Regions from separate parts of the Homo sapiens genome. Here region 2 is linked to region 1. Evidence: chromatin contacts called from ENCODE Hi-C or POLR2A ChIA-PET data. All regions are on one chromosome and are shown on one strand. The core of a region is the stretch at or near the end of the contact, and the rest is flanking DNA. Distances in the headings are between cores, read along the strand shown. Region 1 overlaps LOC107986154 (a long non-coding RNA gene). Region 2 has its middle 160 kb from the start of LINC02015.

The links. Hi-C counts contacts between places; a loop is a spot of excess contacts on that map. ChIA-PET counts read pairs that join two places held with the same protein, here RNA polymerase II (POLR2A).
Region 2: a map of Calu3 shows a loop between it and region 1 (3-fold over the local background). The contact joins two enhancer-like sites. A Hi-C loop is called at or near these places in 1 of 168 maps with a recorded cell type or tissue (Calu3). POLR2A ChIA-PET finds 5 or more read pairs at or near these places in 2 of 52 experiments (PC-9 and activated CD4-positive, alpha-beta T cell).

What each region holds. Positions count from the first base shown.
Region 1 is chr3:177,926,203-177,930,006 of GRCh38, reverse strand. The region is part of intron 1 of LOC107986154 (a long non-coding RNA gene); the gene reads left to right. Among named protein-coding and RNA genes, the nearest start is that of LINC02015, 110 kb to the right of the region's middle. Within about 2 kb of position 1,591, at least 5 of the 41 ENCODE cell types and tissues checked have a DNase peak (open chromatin) inside an H3K27ac peak, as active enhancers do.
Region 2 is chr3:177,975,813-177,979,616 of GRCh38, reverse strand. No RefSeq gene overlaps it. Among named protein-coding and RNA genes, the nearest start is that of LINC02015, 160 kb to the right of the region's middle. Within about 2 kb of position 1,641, at least 3 of the 41 ENCODE cell types and tissues checked have a DNase peak (open chromatin) inside an H3K27ac peak, as active enhancers do.

The sequences.
Region 1 (3,804 bases), core at 342-2,841:
TGAGAGCTTTCAGAACCATCAAGATCCAGCTTCTTTTTGTTTAACAGTCCTTCCCTTAGTTTAGCTTTCTCTCATCTCATGTTTTACTATAAGCAGCAAGAAAAAAAAAATGGGTGGTAACTAACCGTTCTGCTTGGAAATCTCAGCTAGATCCCCTAGTTTATCAGGCACATTTTCTACTTTCCATGTTCCTGCAGACAAGTGTATTGTTAAGTTTCTGCCCTTCCCTCCAGTTTCCAATAAGATTTTTCTCCCATTCCTTTAAGGCCTCACTGCCAGCCTCCTCATAATTCAAAATTGTATGCACAATGGGTTCAAGGTACTTGATCTTTCACCAATACTCTACTCAAAATTCTCACAGTTTCCACCTTCTACACACCGCCTATTTCCAAAACCACTGTCTCATTTTAGATTTTGCTATAAGAGCACTCTACTTCCAGGTTCCAAAATCTGTCAGTCAGGAGTTAGAATTCATTCAGCAGTCAGACAAGTAGAACCACTAGCAAAGTGAGTCAGTGACCATGTTCCATTCTTGTGTCATTCCATTCAATACTCACGTTCATAGGAAAACATCTCACTGTCCCAGCCTGGTTCACATGGCCATCCACTCACTGGCCAGAAGGAAGGCAGTACAGTTGGACTGACAGTGCCATCAAAATGACATGTAATAAGAATGGTTAGTTTTTCAAAAGAAAAGGATATGTTACTATCAAATGAAGCAGAAAGGGATACTGGTTGGGTGAAAGTAAAAGATGCCCACCACCTCTATCAAAAGTCTTTGTAACTGGCTGATGGTCTGCTATTTGCAAATAATGGATAAAAAGATTCCCTAGAGTGAACGGTTCCCAAAGATGTCGGGGTGCTTTACAAAAAAAAAAAAAAAAGATACGATTTTTAATTCTGTCTACAGCTCTAGGGCCATCTCCTATATCCAGGTCAGTTCATACTTTGCTGGTTTGTAATGTTGCATAGGAACAAGTAGTAAAAGGTAGGGAAGGAATAAAATGTCTTGACCCAAACAGAATGATTAGGAATACCTATCTCCTAGAGACATAGCCTGGGAGAGGAATTATGACTGAGACCACACAAAAGTCTGAGTGTGTCGTAAACAGGATAAACATTCAGACTTTGAAATGACCATCAATTTCTGTCTTTTCTATTATTAACATTTCTCTGCCTGTATATTTAAAAAACAATAATTCAGAACATGAATCTTTGCTTTCTCCCAAAAATGTCTTGGGCTATGTGATATTTTCACACAAAGGAGCTATTTTTGGCATTCAAAAATTGCTTTTCTTCCTGCTGGCAAAGAGAATTCACTCACTACCTACTAGTGCATAACGCTTATTTTGCTTAAAAAAGAGAAAAAGGAAAAAGGCGCTTCCTCCAAATGATATAGGAGAAAAGAGAAGATATTAAATTTGTAAAGGACAAAATTACTCCTCCTCTTTGAACATTTTCTGGAACAACACCCTGCTGCCTGTCTATTGTTTCAGAGGCTAATAGTTATATAAAGCCTCTTTAACAGCTTCTATTCCACGACATCACTGTCTCTGCCATGAAAGGAGTAGGCAATGGAGTAATGACTCACTTTAAGACCGCACCCTTATTTATATTCAGGGCTTGTCATGGGAGAGATTACCCCATTCTTTTTTGTTTCTTATTTTTTCCTTGTTTGGCTCTTACTTCCTTCTTTAATCCTTCTAAAGTTTTGTTTCAATGTCTACCTGGAACCCCTATGTTCATACTGAAAATGAAAGGAGAAAATTAGGCCGAGAATCGAAAGATTAGAATTCTCTTTGGTCTATTAACTTATGAGTGCTCTGAAGCCAATATTTTATTTAAAGAGAGAAACAAAAGTAGAACTTTGTAAATAATTTTTGCCCAATTTGATGCTTAAATGGATATTATAGGTCATTATTAAGTAATGAACATTTTTAAATAGATGGTTATTTTAATAAACAAAAATGTTGTTTTATTTAATCTCTCCCTTTAAGTTTTAGGTTGCATGGTAATTTAGGGCATACCACTTGTATTAGTCTATTCTCAGACTGCTATAAAGAAATACCTGAGACTGGGTAACTTATTAGGAAAAGAGGTTTAATTGGCTCATGGTTCCACAGGCTGTACAAGAAGCATGGCTGGGGAGACCTTGGGAAACTTACAATCATGGTGGAAGGTGAAGGGGCAGCAGGCCAGAGCAGAAGGAAGAGAGAGAGGGGAGAGGTGCCACACACTTTTAAACAAACAAATCTCATGAGCACTCACTCACTATCACTGAGCAGCACTGAGGGGCAAACTGCCCCCATGATCCAATCCCCTCCCACCAGGCCCCACCTCCAACACTGGGGATTACAATTTGACATGAGATTTGGGTGGGGATGCAGACCCAGACTATATCACCACTCTTTATTAGGAAACTCTGTAAACTTAACTATTTGGGAAAAATAAATGTATTCGATTTCTTTCACTGAACATAAGCATAGAATGACATACCATTTTTATCAGCATTTCTGTTAAATTTTCTTGGGACTTAAATTTAAAAATTCTCCAAGCCATCTTAGTTTTAAAATTAAAAGAGTATCTATCATTTATAGCACTCACACTCCTGGGATACTAATTAGTGAACAATTCATCTGGAAAATTAAAGATGTTCCAGAAAGTGTTACTAAAATAGGTGTTTGTTTTTTTTTTTTTAAGTCTTTATATGAGGAGAACTAGACTCAACTAATGAGCAGCTGAAAGAATACATTCTTATTCTATGAGATTATATATTTATAACAGAAAATAAAAAGTATGCTACTATGGATGGCATTGCAATACGGCAATACAGTAGAACAAAATCCTATAGGGAATAGGTAGTTCCCAGTTGCCTGATGCCTTCCACTAGCACGATGAGGTGATCTGGTGTTATATCGAACCACTGGAAAGGATTGAAATGACCTAGCCCTGAGGAAATCATCCATTGCCTTATATCCCCCAGAATCTCTGTTTTCTCTTATGGTAGATAAAGAATTTAGAGCAATATGATTCTTCCAATGCTACAGGTTTATAGCTCTGGCAGGTCCTAGCTCCATGTGGACATTCCATATTGCCCTGCTATTCCCACTACAAATCTTTCCTTTTCTTCTTTCACTTACTGGTTACTTGCTATGTTTTTTTTTCTTTTTTCTTTCTTTCTTTTTCTTTCTTTTTTTTTTTTTTTTTTTTTGAGACAGAGTTTCACTGTTGTTGCCCAGGCTGGAGTACAGTGGCGGGATCTCAACTCACTGCAGCCTCCGCCTTCCCAGTTCAAGCAATTCTCCTGCCTCTCAGCCTCCCAAGTAGCTGGGATTACAAGCGTGTGCCACTATGCCCGACTAATTTTGTATTTTTAGTAGAGATGGGGTTTCACCATGTTGGTCAGGCTGGTCTCGAACTCCTGACCTCAAGTGATCCACCCGCCTGGGCCTCTCAAAGTGCTGAGATTACAAGCGTGAGCCACTGCGTCCAGCCTGCAAACTCTTTTTCTTATCCTCATTCCTAACACCTCATCTTGGCCTCTTACTTCAGACACTTGATGACCAGACCCTTTTAGACCAAAAATCATGCCTTATTATAATTAGTACCTCTAGCACTAGCACTTAGCCAAATGCCCAGTATATAGTAGAAATTAGATAAGTGCTTGGTGAATGAACGATGTATAAATAAAGAAGTAGATGAATATTAAAGGGTGAATGATAAATGTCTGGGATAAAGAATTTTTCCTTCATATCACTGAAAAAGTAGAAGATAGGTTTTTGATGAAAATTCCATTTTTCAATG
Region 2 (3,804 bases), core at 392-2,891, 50 kb before region 1:
CAGCACAGTACAGAATCCCCAGTACAGAAAGGACCTTCTCAGTCACCCAACAGGCAGAGTGATGTTTTAGAGAAGTTCCACTGTAGACAATTTTCTCTCAATCATCATCCTAATATAAGTGCTTGCCTGCTTCTTTCCTCCCTCCCTCCCTCCCTCCCTCTCTCCCTTCCTTCCTTCCTTCTTCCCTCCATCTTTCCTTCAATAGAAAAGAAATATCTGCCTAAGGAATTTCAAAATAAATTATTTTCAGGATTACTAAAGGTCGTTTTCTCATTTCTTGTCAATCTGTGGTAGAGAAAGACCATTTTAAGGAGTTTCCATGTGTTGAACTATTTTTCAATTGTCAAGGATTTAAAAATAATTTCCGATGTTTTAGTAATATCCTCCAGCAGCTGATTATGGCCTCAGGAACAAGCTTGGGCTTTCTGGGTTGTAAAATTTGCACAGTGTAATAAAGTGACTCTGGAAAAGCTACTGGCTCCATAACCCACTGTAATATGAGATTTTATGGCCAGCAGCACAGTTGCTTCAGAATGGTCCATGGCCATAATAGCATAAACATCTGTTCTTCTGTTATATTTATTTAAAACAATAATAGCTTTTTTAAAATTAAATACCTGTTTTGTGCTAAAAATTATATTATATACTTAATATGTCTAATCTTTTCAAATATTTAATATAGCTCCATTGAATAGAAACTGAAGCTTCCTAACTTAGAAACTGGCTGAGGTCACACAGCTAGCTGGTAAGTGATGAAACTGAATTTAGAACCCAAGTATACTGGAGTCCAAATTCCCTACCTCTCTTCCTGGCTTCCTGCCTCCTAAGGTGAAGGGAATTTTACTCTATTCTAACAGAAATTATTTTATTTCATTTTAAAAATCTATTAGTTTATGTGTTGTTGTAGCCAATATTCATCCATTTCTTTCTCCATGTATATTATTCTGACACCAATTTCAGGGAAACAGAGATTAAGGACAGGATATAAATCAAGCAGCTCTACTTCAATAAAACAAATGTTTAAGATCTCTACTTTTTATAACTTTTGTTTATGAGAAAACAAGGGCTCATTTATTCGTAGTTTAGCTTCTGTGCTTTATATTGTGAAATGAGGTAGAAATCTAGGACCTTAACCCAAGTATGTTTCAAGTGGAGAGCTTTATGTAGTACAGAATTAACAAATATTTATGGATGATGATAATAATGATGTTTTGGTGCATGATGCCAGAAAGGACATTTATTGAATAACACTATTTTAAAATGCCTTGATATATACAATCTCTTTTAATATTGTAATAATTTTAAAAACAAGGTATTACTATTTCTGTTTTACATATAAGAAAACTAACTCAGATCAGTAAAATAACTTGCCTAAGATCACACAGCTGGTAAGAAGCAGAATTGTAATTTTAGTTCAAGTATGTCTCACTCCAAAATCTCTTTTTCCATAATATTGAAATGTTGACCCAGACAAAATGAAAATTAGTTTATCAGTTATCAATGCCTTCAGTTAGTGGTAACAAAATTTATCCACAATGACTCAACTCAATAGGGGCTTATTGTTTACATAGACTAAGAAGTCCAGAGTTGAGCAATCTAGCACTCATATGGTGGATCAAGGAAGTCATTACAGAATGAAGCATAATCTAACTCTGATTCATTCTCTTTAGAATGTGGCCTCAGCCCCCATGGTTCCAAGATGTGACTCCCCTCACTGGTCATCAATCCTCTTCTCCAGGCAAGAAGTGGTGAAAAGTGAAGGGCAAAGGGAATGTACTTGTGAATCTGTATTTTATTGAGAAAATAACAGCTGTCGCAGCAGTGTCCCCTACTGAGTTCCACTTCCTTACTAGGACAGTGTCATATGAGCCTCCTTTATTATAAGGGAACCTGTGAAATTAGTGTGGATTTTAGCTGCATACATTGAAACCACAGACAAAAAACTGGAATTCTGTTAAAACAGAGCAATAGAATTAGCAGACAGCAGTATCCAGCACAAAAACAGAGACAGGGGGAAATGAGAGCTAGAGCTCAGTTAAAAATTGAGAGGAATTTATGAAGCCTAGAAAGAGATGATTCATTATTTCTCATAGAAAATACATTGGACAACTAGATAAAAAGGATCATAAGGGAGTCATTTGCTCAACGACTTAAATATATTTTCTGTTAACCTCCCTATTGGTCTGATTACTTGAACACCAAAGAGTAGTATCCTACTGGCATCTAGGCTATCTCATTTACTGTGAGGAAAGACACACTTAGGACACCCAAACAGCATAAAGATCCAATTGGAGTAATAGTGGCCTTCTGGGTGATTTTATAAGTAAGATTATTATATAAGTAAGATTACTATATAAGTAAGATCTATTGCTCTATCCATATCCAAGCCATCAGTAAAGCAGAAAAATCAGGGCTGTAGACCCTAGACATTTTTAGACAGAAGTAATTGTCACAGTGCTTTGGTGATCAAATATTTGCAACTCTAGACTTTGAAAAAATAAAACTTTCAGATGACTGAGTTCATATAAACTCTTGCTAAACTGGACATGGTTACACTGACAAACATAAACCCCTGAGCCATCATCTTGAAACATGTTGGACTTTCCCTGTTCATAAAAATAAGTCATTTTTTTCCCCTCTCAAGTATAGACTTAGAGATTCATTATAATTATTGTTTACCTGTTACAGACGTAGGCATATGGATATCTATATGCATACGGAATGTTTTATAAAGAGGAGTTAATGAGAGGAAATTACAATCCCTTTCCATCCCAGGATCAAACTTAACAACACAGAAAGAGCAGGCATTATAGTACATGTGCTAAAATTAGAGATTTACACAGCCCTGTGTATAGAGCCTGTGCAAATTCATGAAGGTCTCTAAGTTTTTCCAAGATTACCTTCTGAAGCTTTGTCTGACCCTGTGCCCCCATGGCAGTTGGTACATTCCTCTATTAACATTTGTCTTGTTGTATTTAATTATTAGTGTATTTATTTAGCTTCTCTACCAAGCTGTGAGTTTCTAGAAGACAGAGCCACATCTTGTATATCTTTATGGCTGCATTTTCTGGCATATAATGGCCTCTCTGGAATTGCTAAATTAACTCAATAATGTTCTCCTCTCTTCCTCCTAATCTGCTTTTAACTGTGACTTTCTCAAAGAGGCATTCCCTGTAGAAGTATTTTCCAATCATTCCCATCATCCCTAATATTTCTCTATCACTTCATTTCGAGCACTTTCTGCAAGTTTTATTTACCAGTACAATCCTTGGCAAGGAAAACGTTTTCTGGCTCAATGTAGGCACAATAAGTCAATGTTAAATGAATTAGTGAAAGACAATAATATATATAATATATTTACATTATGATTTAAACTATCATAAACTATGGTTCTGAAAAAAGTTATCTTTTTATAATCAATGAGGATAGTATCACCTAAGTCAAAAATGGGGGAAAGATAAACTGTAAAGAAGATATTAAAACTGCCAAAAGTACTTGGCACTTGACGACAGTGAGAAGTTCTCAACTTTGAGTGCACGGAAGCTTTATAAAATATTGATGGCTGAACCCACCCCTAGAGATTCTGGTTTAATTGGTCTGAGGTATAGTGTGAGTGGAATGATTTCTAAAGCTCCCACATGCAGTCGTGATGCAGTGTCCTCCCATGCACAGTGATTCTCAGTTCATGGACCCAACATTGCTATGAGATATCTTTCAGTTGCAAAGGTTTTGTGATGATTTCTGGAATTGAATAGTGAAGAGATGACAGGGTCTTCATCTGAAACTTCAGTGTTTGCAGGATCA